Linked DNA regions of Mus musculus: region 1 is linked to region 2. A link is a loop called in an ENCODE intact Hi-C map of the cell type or tissue named here. Cell type or tissue: heart. All regions are shown on one strand. Each heading gives the region's core, and the rest is flanking DNA. Links, peaks and the distances in the headings are about the cores only. Region 1 overlaps Mmd (monocyte to macrophage differentiation-associated). Region 2 overlaps Hlf (hepatic leukemia factor).

Region 1 (8,331 bases), core at 250-8,249, 130 kb before region 2:
GTAAGGGAACAGTTAAAGCCACAAAAACAAACAAACAAACACCAAAGTAAACCTTAGGATGTGAAAAAAATTGCCCTGGGCTGCAGCGTGTTTTCATCCTTGCTTTATCTCTCTCAGACTGAAGACACTATTCACTTGCCTACACACACACACACACACACACACACTTTCCTTTTCCTAACCTCTCTGAGAGGTGATAATAACTGTTACCAGTCAGTTACTGCCTGTTTGTGCCAGCTACTGGCTGGGTACTTGCATATTTTCAACTTAACAAGTCACTGAAGAGCAGATAAGTTTAGAGAGTAACAAAGTCCTTGCCCAGGGAGCTACAGGTAGGAAGAGGCAGACCTTGGAATTCAGTTTCGTATCTCTGCAGCTGCTGGCTGAGCTGTTAACCCTTTCTGCCTCTTAGCTGGAAAAGGAGTTTCCTTCCTCAGCCCAAGCTGTGACTACCCTACTGATGAGATTTTTAAGTCGAGTGCACAGAAAAGCGTCTTTTTCAAAATCTGAAACATTTAGAAAGTCTTTGGGGGGGGGGGCTATCTGCTGTCTCTTTGGACCGGTTCTTGGCGTTGAGCCATAGAAGGAGGTGGTCTTCTCTCTTCCTTCTCCCTTTAGGAATCGCCAAGAGTGTCTGACATTCTTGAGTGACTGTCTGAACAAATGCCATGCTCAGTCTTCAGAGGGAGCTGGCACGGTTGCAGGGTGCTGGGCAGAAGGATCGGTGGAAGCTGCAGCACTCAGTAACATTGAAGCTGTCCTGAGGATAACCGTTGTCTTAGCCTCTGAGTTTTCTGTTCCTAAGACCTAGGGCTCATTTGGCTCCGAGGCTGCCTGTTGCTCTTCTGTATGTAATCTCCAGCAAAGATAAATGGATCCTGGGAGCTGGCATTGTAGGAAGTCATGAATCTCTGTGCACGGGAGGCTACAAAGAGATTTTCATCTGCTTGTTTAATAATTATGAATTAAACTTCAGCAAAAGATGAGCATCGTGCTTAACACTGGAAATGAAATAGTAAAGACCACCTCTTAGACTCACATTACAGGGTAGAAAGGTCAGGGTAGTTGGCTAATCCACTCTAATCTCCTTGGCAGCAGGGTGAGTTCCTTGCTACTGTCCCATGTTGTGAATTCTCAAATGAAAGACACACACACACACACACACACACACACACACACACAGCCTTAGATTTAATATGCCTTAATCAGCTCAATTGCTGGGCTTCTCCCACACTTCCACGTTGTTAACACCTCCCCCCTCTGATACTCCTGAATTATTACCTACTAAAAGTCTATATTCCATCTTTGCTACTCTAGACCCCGTGGCAGGAGGGCTTGGGACCACTCTTCCCTGGCTCCCACATGCCTGCACACTCTCTCGTTCTCTCTTCTGCAGCTCTCAGGCCTGATCCTTCTGCTTCCCTGGCAAGGCAGTATTACCTCTCCCCTGTGTTCCTTGCCCGGGAACCTAACCAACCATTGAGTCTCCGTGCTCAACCATTGGCCACTGGCAACTTTATTTTAAAAACTCTATCAAAGTCAACTAGGGGCAGGGACTCCCAGCGTCTTGCATGCAAAGGTGCACGTTCCCATGTAATTTTTACAACATGGAAAGATGAATTTTCTTTCATATATTTTTTTTTAAGTTTAGGAGCCAAATTCTTACTAGTTATGGGAAGGACTCTACTTGGGTACGAAGGACAGAGAGGTGCTTTAATCTGCGATGTCTGGAAGATCTCTTAGTAGATGATGTATTAGCTTGAGAGAAGAGAAGCAAGTTGAATGTTCTAGGAAGAAATAAAGAGCCCCAAGTTCCTGGGTCACAGGAACTGTAAGGAGGAGGTTGGGGAGCACCAATGAGCAGGAAAGTGGCACCTTGAACGTGGGGAGTGGCTGAAGGCTTGTGGGTCAGGGATGAATCAGAGTGTTACCTTAAGCATTTTGGGAAGCTAGGAAATAGTTGAAGTAGAGGTACTTCTCATAGTTAAGTGATATGATCTGTTTGTAAGAGACAGTTACGGCTACCATATGAAGAAGAGTCTCTGTGGACAGGTAGCAAGGCCAGTTACGAGTCTCCGGCTTCACAGGTTGGAGATATTGGCCTGCTGGTCTTGATTTCAGTTGGGCGCCAAGGAGTGTAGTAATGAGCTGATTTAGAATATACTTCGAAAGTAATGTTGTCAATATTTGGACTTGGGGAGTTGGGAACCCAGGAGACCTAACCTGTGTGCGTTGGTCTTCTGCCTATGAATTCTGCAGGAAGAGCTGCAGCCTGCCTGCTCTCTGAGAGCCCAGTCCTTGGGTCTGGATTATTGTACTAACATATAACGGTCAGTGCCTAACTGTTCTTTCCCGCCATAGTTTTGAAGTTCTGGGGTGGGGTAAAAGAACGCATAAGAGTAACCCAAAAGCCAGAGGCAAAAGAGAGCATTGCATGAGAAAGGAAGTGAATAAGCCCTGCCTCACTAACCATCTTGCTAAATGTGGTTGCCATACTCAGACCTAGATCAGAGCCCCTGTAGGTGTGTCTCTCAAATCCATGGCCCTCATGTTTCAGGGTAGTTGTGAGTGAGGCCTAAAATATTTGTAGATGACAGTATCATGTCACAGTGTCAAAAGATTGGAGATCTATGCACGCTAGCCACTTTTCCCAGGGCACCAAGTGACCATTAGGTTGCTTCTTGTTCAGTAGAGAGGATTTCTGTAAATGGGGACCTTTTTTCCTCTCATACATACATAAGCTTTTCTCATTCTTCTGGGTGGTGGGTAGGAGAGCCTAGGCTCAGAGTGTGGGAGTTGATTTCCATGTTGCATCTGCTTTTCCCTTTAGCTCTCAGGAATGATTTCTTCAGAAACAAGAGGAGGAGGAGGCATGATTGCAGCCTGACAGATTGAGAGAAATTGAAAAATTGTGTTCTTATTTCCCAGCAGGACAACTGTGCTGTCTTTCTCCATGAGCTCCAGACAGTAGGATGCTCCCGGGGTAGCTGCTTTTAACTGTGTTTCTAGTATCCAGCTTACCCATTCATCGGGACAGGGTACATAGGTCGCCAGAGAGGAGTATTTCTATAGCTTCTCCTCTCCCCCCCAACTGTATGCACAGATATGTGCATATGTGTTCATGAGCATGTGTGTGTTATATGCATGCCCATAGAGGCTAGTAACAGGTGTCTTTTTCAATCAACCCCATATTTTTGTGGAATGAGCATCTCACTGAATTTTGAATTTACCGAGTAATGTAGGTTAAGTGATCAGTAATGGGGATTTGCCTGTGTCCATCTCTATAGCACTGCAATTATAAGTAGAAGCTTCTCTTCCTCCTCCTCCTCCTCCTCTTCTTTCCCTTCCTCCTCCTCCTCTTCCTCCTCTCTTCCTCCTCCTCCTCCTCTTCCTCCTTCTCTTCCTCCTCCTCTTCCTTCCTCCTCTTCTCCTTTTCTTCCTCTTCCTCCTCCTCTTCCTTCCTCTTCCTCTTCCTCCTCTTCTCCTTTTCTTCCTCTTCCTCCTCTTCCTCTTCCTCCTCTTCCTCTTCCTCCTCTTCCTCTTCCTCCTCCTCTTCCTTCCTCTTCCTCTTCCTCCTCTTCTCCTTTTCTTCCTCTTCCTCCTCTTCTCCTTTTCTTCCTCTTCCTTCCTCTTCCTCCTCTTCTTCCTCTTCCTCTTCCTTCTCCCCCCTCCTCCTCTTCTTTCGAAACATGCATACTGGGGTGTGAACTTGTCCTCGAGCTTTCATAGGAAGCACTCTACCCACTAAGCCACCTTCCTTCCTTGCCGTTTTTATTTCTAAGCTGAATTATTTCTGCAGGGCAGAGACGAGCAGACATGGGCACTCAGCTTCTTCACTTGCAGGAGAAAATGTGAAAGTCTATCTGCCCCCCTCCCCACCCCACCCCCCAGGCTGTGTAATGGTCTGACTATTTTTAGACTGGGCTGCTTGGGATAGAAGTTGCTATTTTAGTCTGCAGCCTGGTGGTGGGTAGACAGCTCCCACTTCACCCTATATGGAGTGTTTGCCGTGTCATCCCACCTCAGCCATTTTGGCAGCTCCATTCTCCACCCTTTGAAATTCCTAGTAGGGTATGAGCCACGCACCCACGGAGCTCGGTTGTGGCCTCCCTGTCAGGGTGAGGATATGGTGGATCCTCAGCTCCTTGGAGCAGGAGGAAAAGCGTGCCTCCCCAGGGTGTAATTATTTTTCTCTTTACTAATAAGAGCTGTACAGGAGCACTCTCATCCCATAGGCAATAAGTGACATAATTTAGGGGATCTCCAGGGGGGAAGAGACGACGTTTGGACTTGCATAGCTGTATGCGAGGATGGCTGGTTACATGTCGAAGCTACTGGGTGGTTACTTGTTCTCCAAGCTGACTGGTAGCTACACTTAGCATGCTCGCTCATTTAGGCTCTAGCTTAACATACATGGCCAGGTGACATTTCTTCACGGTCCCCATGTCCAACCTGCACTGTGTATGGACTTGTCAGGAATTATCTGTTATGTCTTTAATTGTTTGATCTGAGGTTATCAGGTTCCTCCCAGTGGGGGAAAATATTAGTCCCCCATATTTCCCCATCATGGGAATGGAGAATGTGATTGGTCAGAATAGATACTGGCAAACAAACACAAACTACCTTCGGACTATCTAGAATTTAAAAAGGGGTGGTGGTGGTTTGTTGTTGTTTTGATTTTTTATTTTTTTGGTTGGTTGGTTTTTGGTACTGAGCATGTTGACAGGAGGAGCTCTGGGATCGTACAGCTGTCAAGGCTTTTACTCAGTTATTTCTCTGTGCTTGCTGCTTTGCCTTTTTTACTCAGCACGCTTTCCCACCCCACGCCACACCCACCCGATGTGTGTGAACCAACACATCAGAATGATCCCCAAGTGAGCATAGTTCAGGTTTAGTTCTCATCCTCTTGCTGGAACGGAACTGTATATAGTTTTCATCCTGCGGACTCTGGGAACGTTAGCTGAAAGGGAAGCCTGGTCCAGGAGCATCCAGTGCCGGTGTGTGGATGTGTGTATTTTAGAGCCACAGCATCCTGGGTGTGGTGTCTGAAGCAACTCTTTTTCACTTGGAAAGAGCAGAGGTGAACACGTGCCTCCTTGTTTAGGTGGCCTGGAGGTAACCAGGTATCGAATATGCTGCCTAGTGCCAGAACAGGTAATACAATACTAGAAAACTAGTCCGACAGGCCCTCTACTGTGGGATGCAGGCTGTATGCTCTACATACATAAAGCTTTACGTGTTCTGCGTGAGGAAGCAGCAACCTTGCAAATGCCGTATGTACCTTCTTGTTTAATGACAGCAACAACATGCGAGTGGAGGAAGCAGAAATCCTCCCCTCTAAGCTTTACAACTTGGTTGTGTAGCACCCCTTTAATCTGAGGGTTGCTGCTGAATTTGATGTGGTTTCTGTTTGCTCTTACTTGGCAGAAGTTTATCTATCGAGCAAACTCAAAGGCTGTTTCATCAAATAAACGACGCGTTTGCTTTAGATTCAGTGCTGCTGGCCAAGTTGACACCTCTTTAAACGGCTTCAGTTTTCTTGTTGATAACAGCAACTTTCTTCTTTCAGAAGGGCTGAGTGACACCCCCACCCCCGAAGGTAAGCGTGTGGCTTACATGGTGGCTTTTCTGTCTCCACAGTTTCATGAACCATCGGGCCCCAGCTAATGGCCGCTACAAACCAACGTGCTACGAACATGCTGCCAATTGCTACACACACGCAGTGAGTACAACTTTTCCGTTGCCGTCCTTCCATCTTTCCTACGCGGCTTTTGGTGAACGGCTTCTCTAGTAACTTCAGCACAAGTTGTTGGAACTACTCAGCCTGGTGACCTTAAGTGCCTGAAGGTCAGTGCTGGGTTTCAGAATAGTAGAAAGTAAGCACCCTAGTGAGGGGGCAACAAAGATTCCTGCTTTATGGGTGCTGCAGGACCTTGAATGAGGGTGCTGCTTTTTCAAGACAGCTATTGGGCTTATTTGGCTAGGGCAAGTCACAGCGTGTTGGAAAGGAGAGCTTGTTGGTGGTGGTGATGGTTTTGTTTTGTTTTACCAAATGATTCTTTGAGACAGGGAGGCTAAATCTTCTCACCCACACAGCGGTCCTTCCATTTTCTTATGTTGTTATACATTTCCTTTGTTGCACTTTGTTTTGTTTACTTTTTATTTTCCTTGAGAGTTTCATTTTGTGAGACATCTGGAGAGAAATAGTGACTGAGATCTCCTGAAAACCAGTAGGAGAGATGATGAGTTTGCTCCTGCAGAGATGAGGATTGGGCGAGGCTTAAGGTATAGATGAGGCTGGGCAGGCTCGATGGGTTTCCTCCGCAGGTACACAGCCCGCCTTCAGAGATAGCATTCGTGTAGGATGAGCCTGAACACTCCTTAACTCCTGGCAGCATGTCACAAGTCACAGAACAGTGCTTAGACTGAAATGAAGTGAAAGCCGATACATACCTCTAGGACGATGTTTTAGAGCAGAGTGTGTGATCTTATTAAATAAATGTATATTTGGGAGTGTTATAGACCCAGGAGATTTCTAAAGACAGAGAGTATATCTCCCAACACCAAGTCTTTAAAGAGAAAGTATTATCAGGTGTGGTGGTGCACGCCCTAAATCTGAGGGCTAGTGAGGATTGTGGCAGCCTGTCTCAACACACAAGACAACCGCAAACGAGATAAACAGAGCAGATGCTCGCTCTCCCACCACAGGAGGGAAAGGGATGGAATCTCTAGGGAGATTTTTTTCGGACAAGTACGTTTTTCTTTATGAAAAAAAAAGTTATTACAGTTACTGCTTTGTCTTGTTCAAGGCCACTTGGAAACTGACAGGTGATGTTGAAATCTGGGTCTGTGGTAAAAATACATCACAGACGCCAACCATGGGGGCATGGTGCTGTAACCCCGTCAGTTAGGGGGTACAGGAGGGGGGTCCAGAGCTCATAATCCTTACCTGCTTAGTGGTTGGAAAGGAAAGAATGAGGAAGGAGGGAGGGAGGGAGGGAGGGAGGGAGGGAGGGAGGGAGGGAGGGAGGGAGGCATCAGAATTCTAAGATTCTAGTTTTCTCAAGCTTTGGGCTTCAGTGACATGCACTATTTAAAATGATGAAATCCCCAACCCCCTTTGTTTTGCAGGCTCTCCCAAATAGGTAAATCGAATAAGTTCAAAGTGAAACCCAGGACACACTAATTCTACAGTTGATTTGGGTTGTGTGTGTGGTGTTTTAGATACTATAATAGGAACCTATTCACTCATGCGTCCTTCACTTATATAGCAGATTGCAGACAGTATGGAGTGCTTGGAAATCAGGACCTCTCTGGGAATGCTGGCATAAGCTTGATGTTTGCATAGTTTAAATACCTCCTCTATATCAGATTTCAGAGGGAGACTGGAATGCACTCTTGTTTAATGAAATTAGGATAAAGAACAACCGTTTTGCAATAGTTGGGCAATGTTGTCTCCCTGTTTGTTTGTGCAGCCATTGGCTGGCCCAGTTCCCCGAACAAGGAACACCTGCTTCCAGGCAGCAGCTAATTTCTTCTGCCTCTCATTTTGATGATCCAAGGAAGACAAATGTTTGCTTAAAACGTGTTTTTTACACAATTGGCAAATCTCTGTGTTTGTTCTGTTTTGTTGTTTTGTGTCAGGGTGTGTGTGTGTGTGTGTGTGTTTTGTTTGGTTGGGGTTTTTTGTTTTTGTTTTTTTGTTTCTTGTTTTTTGTTTTTTTTAGCAAAACTCTTGATCCCGCAGACACCATTGGCAAACCTCTGTGTTTGTTTTGTTTTGTTGTTTTGTGTCAGGGTGTGTGTGTGTGTGTGTGTGTGTATGTGTTTTGTTTGGTTGGGGTTTTTTTGTTTTTGTTTTTTTGTTTTTTGTTTTTTTTTTAGCAAAACTGTTGATCCCGCAGACACCAGGGTGCTTGCTCATGTCTCTTTGCCTTTTCCTCCCAGTTCCTCATTGTTCCGGCCATTGTGGGCAGTGCCCTCCTCCATCGGCTGTCTGATGACTGCTGGGAGAAGATAACAGCATGGATCTACGGGATGGGCCTTTGCGCCCTCTTCATAGTCTCCACAGTGTTTCACATAGTATCATGGAAGAAGAGCCACTTGAGGTATAGTGGGCGGGGCCGGTGGGCGGGGAACTTCCCCTGCAGATCATCCTCGTTGACTAAACTGGTCTTCAGGTCACAGGCTGTTGAGGTTTCCGTGGGCTGAAGAATAGGATCTTTCTTACCCCATAGGCTTTGAGCTACACCTGAATTCAAGACATACTCTTTGGATTGGATAGAGTTTTGAAGACCCAGCTGCCTTGTGTGTGTCTAAGAAAGCAGTAAC
Region 2 (8,331 bases), core at 295-8,294:
CCCTGTCTCGAAAAACAAAAACAAAACAAACAAACAAACAAAAAAACCCAAAAAAACAAAAAACCTTTCTAAAAAGGATTCATTCCCATGCATGTTGCTGGCTATTTAAACATACCCTGGATTCTATGAAGAAACATGACACTCATCTTCCCTGAAAATGTGGGTTAGTATAAAGACCTCTATTGTAATGAAACCAAACCTATGCAGTTTGTATGAAGTCCACACTGCGGAGCCAGCATCTGCAGCGAGTCTACCCAGGCCTTGTTTCTCCCCACAGTCTCCTCTTTCTTACTTTTCTACCTTCTCCCCCTGGGATCTTTCCAGGGCTTTTCAGCAGCAGGAGAGCTCACTGTGTAAAGGCACTTGCCAAGTCTGACAACAGGAGTGTGTTCCTAGGGCGTACACGGTAAAAGGAAAGCCAACCTCTGACCTCCATGTGCAAACTGTGACACACAGTAAGTACTCACGGGCATGCATGCAGCACACGCGTGCGCACACACATGCACACACACTCACACACGTGCGCACGCACAATTAAATAAGAAAATGTAATTTTTTTAAACCTTTAATGAACGCAGAGCAATACTACTGTTATTGACTTAGACAGCACTTCTTCCTCTGATTCATAGTTCTCTGGAGCAAAAGACAAGGAATGGTCTTAAGCCCTTGTCATAATGAATAAGGTGAACTGAGTCTTCATTGCCAAGAACAGGGCTTTCTTTGCCCGCGTCCTTAAGAGAGTTCTATAATACCTTGGGCTATGGTGATCTCTATCTTGGGTAAACTAACTATGGTGTACCTGGGTGATCTTGCTCATCTGGTTTACAATGGGCTTCCTATTGGTCAGAGCCCCATGGCATCCTTTCCCTTACTGGCAAATTTTCTGCTTTCCTTGATCACTCAGTTCAACTCAAGAGCCATTCGGTGTGCATGACTGGACAGCCAACAGGAGACTGTCTCAGAGGAGGTGGACTATATTCATGAGGATGACTTCTGGGCTTGTTGCCTGACTTCCATGCGTGCGCGCGCACACACACACACACACACACACACACACACACATACACATTTTAAAAGTGTGGCAGCTCAAACAGACCTGTAAGGAGACCTCTGCCTAGGTTCCTCAGCAAAGACATCAAGGCAGACTGCTACCCAGAGCTAATTAGAAGAGCAAACATCTCTCTTCCCCACTCAAGGAGTTCTGCCAAAGCACTTATTTCTGCCGATTCATTTATGCAATTCCTCTCTTTGCAAGAACATTCTGTCACAGAAGATTTAGTGGTGCAGGTCCCACGAGCATCTCTCTGGAGCACGTACTCACTGTTTTTTAGGAATCTAGGGTCTATGAGGGGAGAGTGGAATGCCAAGGGGTTTCCATTAGACACGGACCATACCTCATTAGAAGACCTGCAAATTCCGAAGCATTCTTGCATCAATAATAACAATAAGAAACATCCCAGATTCAACTTTTAAAAATAAACCCTTTAGGGACTTGGTGTGACCAGTCATTATTTTTTCAGGTAAGAACATGAGGCTGGGGAGCTGGCGTTCTCAGATGGCAATGATATCTGTTAAAGTCGGAGAAGGAACGTGAACATCTTGGAAAATTTCATATCTACAGTCAGTCGCAGAACTTGTGCCCACAGCATGCCAGTGGAGAAGTATGTGCTATATGACTTCTCTCTGGTAGAGACTGGATTCTGCCAACATCCCTGAGACTGTCCAGTGTATGCAGCGGGAAGGTAAACTGTACAACTGCCTTTCATTAGTTGATTTTTTATTTAAGGAAATTGGTTTTGGGGTTATCGTAAATCTTCCAGTCTCCCGGAATGCCACACTAGTGTGCAGAGTCATTTCATGTATGTACCATTCAGCAGCTATCCCCATCTCCTCGCCTCTCCCCTCCCACCAAGCCTCCTTCTCTAGCCATCCCTACCCCACCTCCCTCATACATATGCAGGCTTTAAGCAGGAGGTGCACTCATTCTGGTTTCAGAGAAGGGAGCAAGCATGAAGTACTGATGATCCCTTCAGTTCTGAAGTAAAATTAATAACCTGGCCAGAAACTTGAATAAGTATTTTTAGCTTGAAACTACTGCTACAGTTAATCCTTATGATCAAGGACGGCTTGTACCGTTCAGGCAATCGCTCCTCCAACAATTGCATGGACACACACACACAAACACACACACACACAAACACACACACACACATATACACACACACATACACACACACACATACACACACATACACACACACATACACACACACATACACACACACATACACACACACATACACACACACATACACACACACAAACACACACACACACATAAACACACACAAATAAGCTCATAAATATTGGTTGAACATACTGGTCCGCAAACCTAGTAAGCCGTATAAAATAGAGACACTTAAAAGCAATGAACACTAATGGGCCGAGTTTATTAAAATCTATTTTTTACTCCTATGAGGCCAGCTCTGCTTTTGGACATTTAAATTCTAACCATTCAAATCCCTACATCTATCTCCCCCGCCAGAGAGTGCTTCCCCCCAATCACCAAAATTATGGGCTTTACAAATGAAACTTAAACCCCATGTTTTCAATTACTTCATCTAGATCAATTAGAACATCGTGTTTTTTTTTTTTTTTTAAATCTGTTTGATGTTGGAGGAAGAGTGTTTATTTTCCAAAATAAGGAAATCCTAGTTTGCCAGAGGAAACTATTGTCAAGTTTCTAAAAATGTTTCCCTTCTAACCTTGAACCCAAATAGAATCGTTCACTCGCTGTTTCTCTGTTCATGAACCTCCAATGGCTCCCCACTGCCTCCGGAACACAGCTCGGCCTCTGAAGCATGGCATACATGAAGCTGCCTTTATGGTCAACCACCACGGAACTCAACCCTCTGCGCCAGCCACACTCAGTCTGTACCAAGCTGCCCAAGCACACTGTGGGCTTCGCGCCTCTGCAGCTCTGTCCCCACTGCCCACTCTCTAACCTGGCTCTCTTACTTCTTTTGCCCCCACCCCCTCTGCCACTGGGTTCAGCAATTCCAGGAAGTCAGGCCTGGGGCACCCTTGCCCTAAGCAATGGCTGCTCCCTTGTGAGGTCTTGTGAGCGAGGGCTGGCACCAGTCCCTTCCGTAGCTTCAAATGTTATCCGAGCCTACGACATGAACGTGTCACCTCCCTCTTTTCAATAGACACCTGAGGTCTCAATAAACTGGCCACTTGGCACTGAGAGCACAGTTTGTCCTGGCACTTCTCTGTGTGCCTGCAAGTTTGAACTTCCCTCTGAAATGGCCACCCTCTGGAGACACCAAAATCCTCCCTCCCCTCATCTACCTTCCCCCACGAGCACAACCAAAGCCAGGTGCTATTTCTGGGCCTGTCCATTCTGCTCCGGGGATCTTACACCCTTCTCTCTTCCAGTCTAATCCTTTAGCCCTAGAGAAAGGTGGCAGAGTTGACTTGTGGGAAACGCCGGGGTCTCCCCGGGGCTCTCCTTGCATAAGGAAGGTTCAGGAAGCCCAAGGATGTACACCATCGAAGAAAACTGAGAGGGGGCTTATCTTTTGAAATGTTAATAAATGGTTTTACTGGCTGCCAGGGAAAATCACCAAAACTCTCCTTTCCCAACATCATAAGACGCCTCCTGACTCTCCTCTCTGCTGGGGTCAAGGGCCTGTATTAGAACTTACTATTAAAAAAATTAGGCTGCGGCATTGAAAGGTTTACTAGCGAATAGCTCTCAGGAGATATATCTAAGCAAGAACTTCAAGATGCCTTTTTGTTTGCCTGCTTCAGGTTTTAATCCAGTGAGTGGGGACAGGTCACAATTCCCTGCAACCACCTAAATAGAACCCAGAGGCTAGGGTGGGGGCCAGGTAACCAGAGAAGCTGAGAACAAGTCCAGTCGTGGCCCTGAACTCTGGTCAAGAGGACGAATGGTATCAAAACTCTCTCAGCCCTCTAAGAGAGTGACAGCCCCTGGCAATTGGGAATACTGCTCACAGTGGCTGTTAGGGGTACTTCTTGTGCGTGAGGCTCTGTGCTTATGCACTACCACGCACTGCCTCACATGACCTTACCAGCTCTACACAAAAGATCCTATAATTATTCCAGAATTCCAGATGGGAACACAGACGCTCCCATCACTTAAATGGCTTACCTGAGAGCAAGTGGGAGCCCAGTAGTGTTCTTATCAGGATTCACATTTGGCTCTGTTGGTGGGAGGCCAGACTCTAGAAGCTATTGCTGCCTTGTATGCAGATCTTCACGTCTCAACCCGGGACATCCCTGAGACGCGAGATGTATGGTGAGCTATCAATCACCTATCTTATCAACTCGGGACATCCCTGGGACTCGAGATGTATGGTGAGCTATCAATCACCTATCTTATCAACCCGGGACATCCCTGGGACTCGAGATGTATGTATCACCTATCTTAAGAAATGTAAGTTTATGGCCAAAGCCGGTGTTCTTCGGTTTAGTGAAGATGTTTACAGGGATTATGAATGTCAAACACAAGAAATGAAAATGGTTAAATATTTGCATGCCTGATCTTGCTGAGCCCAACGCTGTACCACAGTCCCTCTCCACCCTTTGGTGGCTGCTAATGCATTTTTCTATCTTTTTGCTTCCTTTGCCTTCCTTCTCCCCTTCGTTTTCACTGCTAAGACATAAAAAATGATTCCTGGGTAGACGTGATTAGCGCTAGTTGGAAGAGAGGTATCGGAGACACATAATAAATCATCGCTGTCTCCTCACCCTCTGGGATTCTGTATTAGGATGTCATCCAGGCTGTCTCCCAACTCCCCCACCACCTCTTCCTCTCCTCCACCTAATTCTGTCTTTCTAGTGCTATTTTTCTAGTCTGGTAGGCACAGCGCTGAACTGAGAATGCTCTGCCAAGACCCTTGGCAGCAGCCGGCCTCCAGGAATCCTGCCCACAGCCACAGTGCAGGAAAGAGAGGAGATGGGGCCTCCGAGAGGCAGGCCAGAGGCCAGGCTTAGGGGCTGGCTTAGATGCCGCCAGAGAGAACAGGTTTCCCTGGCCTGTCCCTTCCTCTGGAGCTCAGCTTCCTCATCATGCCAGGGTCAGGATTACAACTGCTCACTGGCACTTGCTATAATTCTCCTGGGAAGAGAAGGAAGAAGGGAGGGGAGAAGGGGAGGGGGAGGGGTGGGGGTGGGGGTGGGGACAAGCTAGCATGCCACCCAGAGTGGAGCAAGCTCCACAGGACATGGCCACGTGCCTGGAGCACACAGTCCTGTAGGCAGGCTGCCAGGGTGTCCACATCTCCCAGGAGAGCTGGGGGTGGGGGTGGGGGGCGGATGCTGGGTTCTTTCCCACAGGCAGAACAGGAGTCTCTAAGCCAGGGGCAGTACTGCTAGGTTAACATTGGGAAAGTGATTCGTTCTAACCCAGGAGGGAGAGAAAGGTCAGACCTGCGACAAGAATCATTGCTGGGCAAGCTGAGGAAGGGAAGAAAAAAAAAAAAAAAGCATGTCCTATTTTTGCAGAGGGAAGAGGACTGGATGAACAAATCCCAAAATGGAGAACGGGGACAGGGAACCCAGCCATTTTTTTTTTACCCTGTCACTGCTCTCATAAGGACAGTGAGCTTTCCTGTACCGGAAGCGTCACTGTATCTTGCCACTTTTTTATCCTGTTTAAGCCTGATGAAACTCCACGGAGAGGATGGCATTTGTAGCCTCCATTCTATTGCTAAGTAAACTGAGGCTTGGAGAGGTTAAGAAGCAGGCATAAGGGGCTGGAGAGATGGCTTAGCAGTTAAGAGCACTCTGGCTGCTCTTCCAGAGGTCCTGAGTTCAATTCCCAGCAACCACATGGTGGCTCACAACCATCTGTAATGGGGTCCGATGCCCTCTTCTGGTGTGTCTGAAGATAGAGACTGTACTCACATGCATAAAGTAAATAAATCTTTAATTAAAAAAAAAAATAAGAGCAAACACAAAATGAGCTAGCAAGCCAAGGGTGAGTCCACCATGAACACCTCAGCCTCCTGTCCCAAAGCCTACATTCCTATCACCAAGATGTCTTGCTTTCCATTTTCCTCCCCAAATATCTCTTGTCACAGGCAAGGGACTGCTATTCTGTATATGTCAGCAACCAGGACATGAGAACAGGCGAAGCCTGTCCCCTCCCAGGACACGGGAGACAAGATAAGGAAATCTAAGAGACTACATTCAGAATAAACTGTTCTCTCTCTCTCTCTCTCTCTCTCTCTCTCTCTCTCTCTCTCTCTCTCTCTCTCTCTCTCTCTCTCCACTCCCTCTTCCTCCCTCAGGATTCCTTTGATCCAAATGCAGTAGAAACTCCTAAGATTCTCGATGTGGTATAGATCTCACCATGACTCATGGGGATCTCAGCCAGCAGGTGGATATGTGCTGGGAGGGAAAATAAATGACCTGCAGATCCTTAAAGTGAGCTTCGCCCGTTTTCCTCTGTGGGACTTCCCATGGTCCCGAATCCACCTGCACAGAGCTCCCCACATCATTACGCAGATCCCACAGCTGGAAATTCCCTCCCATGTCCAAGCCCTACCACCAAGGACAGTGAGTGGAAAGAGGACACAAACTCCAGGCTGCAAATCTACAGCAAGTACCCCTGTCCCCATCTCTCACTGCCATCTGTTCAATGTCCTCCTCTTCCTATGTGTGGCCACATGGAAAGGTTTTCACTTTTCTGTGTGCCCGGCCTCCATCATAGCCCAGTCCCTGGGCTCAGAACTGAAAAAGAAACCCTTCTCAATTCTCAGTTGAATCTGGGCCTTAAAGTGGCAGAGCACCCAAAAGCTATTTAAACACACACACACACACACACACACACACACACACGAAGAAATGGTTTCAAATCCATCTTTATAAGCACAGGGTTTAAAAATATCTCTGCCTTTGTCTGCTATAGATGACTTTCCCTAAAGGGACAGCTGTCCTTAAAGCAGTCACTCAAGTCTCAGGGCAAACAGATTCTTATTTTTCCTAGTACCCAGCATACCACCTCCAGGAGCATGCTCTCCCCACGACCTCTGATACAATCTGACAGGCAAATGCCAAAACCTACAGAATGAGTCTTACCTTCCTGCTGGTCTGGGAACAGCCAGGGTGCTGCACTCAGACACCCTGGAGTCCCTGCATCCAAGACCCCCCACCGTCCCCCTCAAGGAGAGGACAACCCGCGGCATTATCCCCACCAGAGCCTTCAACTCTCTAGAATAGGTCTGTGGGAACATTTTTATTTCTGTAGATTCTGGGTCATTCTTGGATCACACACCTGCATGGAGGAATCAGATCTGAATGTGTAACACAGGGAAAGGGTCTGTCTGGGAGCAGTCATGACACATGGTTTCCAAGATGCACAACTATGCTCACCTTGCCATTCCAAGATACCCTTAAGGTAGACCTCATTCTGCATAACTCTCCGTCTGGCTTCCCACAGTACCTTTCACCCAGACAGGCAGCACTATTGACACAATGCTATTGAGCATAACTCAAAAGTCGCATACTGAGCAAGCAGTTGAGGGCAAACGTTTGAACTGGGAGGCATTATTATCCCCTGGTTACCCTGGTAACTTCATTCTATCCCCTAAAAGCTCAGAACACTCTTATTAATATATGACTTTTTTTTTCTTGGCAACCCAATGTCTCTGGGCTGTCTCAAAACATTTGCCGTAGATTATTATAGGGTATGAAGAGCACTCATTTGTATGATAGTAGCCTAAATTAAGTCTAGATTTTGCTGTCCAAGTTGAAGGTCCAGGACATTAATTCTCAGCTAGGAGTGATTTTACTCCCCTGGGGACACTGTGAAGTGACTCAATACATTTGTGTTTGCCACAACTGGGTTGTGGGGGTCCCTAGCATCTAAAGAAAAGAGTAGTCATGTCCCTTAACTTCCTTTAATCCACAAGGCCATACACCACAAGACTTACCCTCAAGGGAGCATGCCAAGGATGAGATACCTCAGTTGAGACTGAAATCACAGTTCCCAGAATGCCCCTGGCTACATCTGTGCTCTTTCGTTCTGAAGACTCGTTTTCCTCAAGATTCACTGAGAGTTTCTACTGTGGTCACCCCTGTGAGCTATGCAGCATAGTCAAGAACTTTCACCCTTTTCTGGCTTGTTTGAGATAACACATCCATCAAGGGCCCTAAAATTTCATTTCTCAGTATAATCTTTATCATAAGCAATGTTGTATGAATGACAGAATGCAAAATTTTTTAATCTATTGGCATTTGAAAAAAGAGCTTTGATTTGTTTTTTCCTGCTAGGAATATCACTTGGTTTTCAATTCAAAG

What was found. Hi-C counts contacts between places; a loop is a spot of excess contacts. Peaks named below come from ENCODE experiments on the same cell type or tissue, not always from the same donor. Only the 100,000 strongest peaks of a DNase experiment are listed, where the experiment ranks them.
Region 1: it touches region 2 in a loop (2.2-fold over the local background); 8 of 42 quality-filtered maps call a loop at or near these places.

What each region holds. Positions count from the first base shown.
Region 1 is chr11:90,251,880-90,260,210 of GRCm38, forward strand. Mmd (monocyte to macrophage differentiation-associated) reads left to right here. Exons shown (of 7, transcript NM_026178.2): 2 at 5,641-5,722; 3 at 7,948-8,108. Among named protein-coding and RNA genes, the nearest start is that of Mmd, 6.6 kb to the left of the region's middle. In heart, for the core only: no CTCF peak of the experiment used is centred there; a DNase peak (open chromatin) is centred at 4,002; H3K4me3 peaks cover 1,199 bases; H3K27ac peaks cover 6,505 bases.
Region 2 is chr11:90,377,232-90,385,562 of GRCm38, forward strand. The region is part of intron 2 of Hlf (hepatic leukemia factor); the gene reads right to left. Among named protein-coding and RNA genes, the nearest start is that of Hlf, 9.5 kb to the right of the region's middle. In heart, for the core only: a CTCF peak has its summit at 4,046; DNase peaks (open chromatin) are centred at 5,010 and 5,260; H3K4me3 peaks cover 589 bases; H3K27ac peaks cover 927 bases.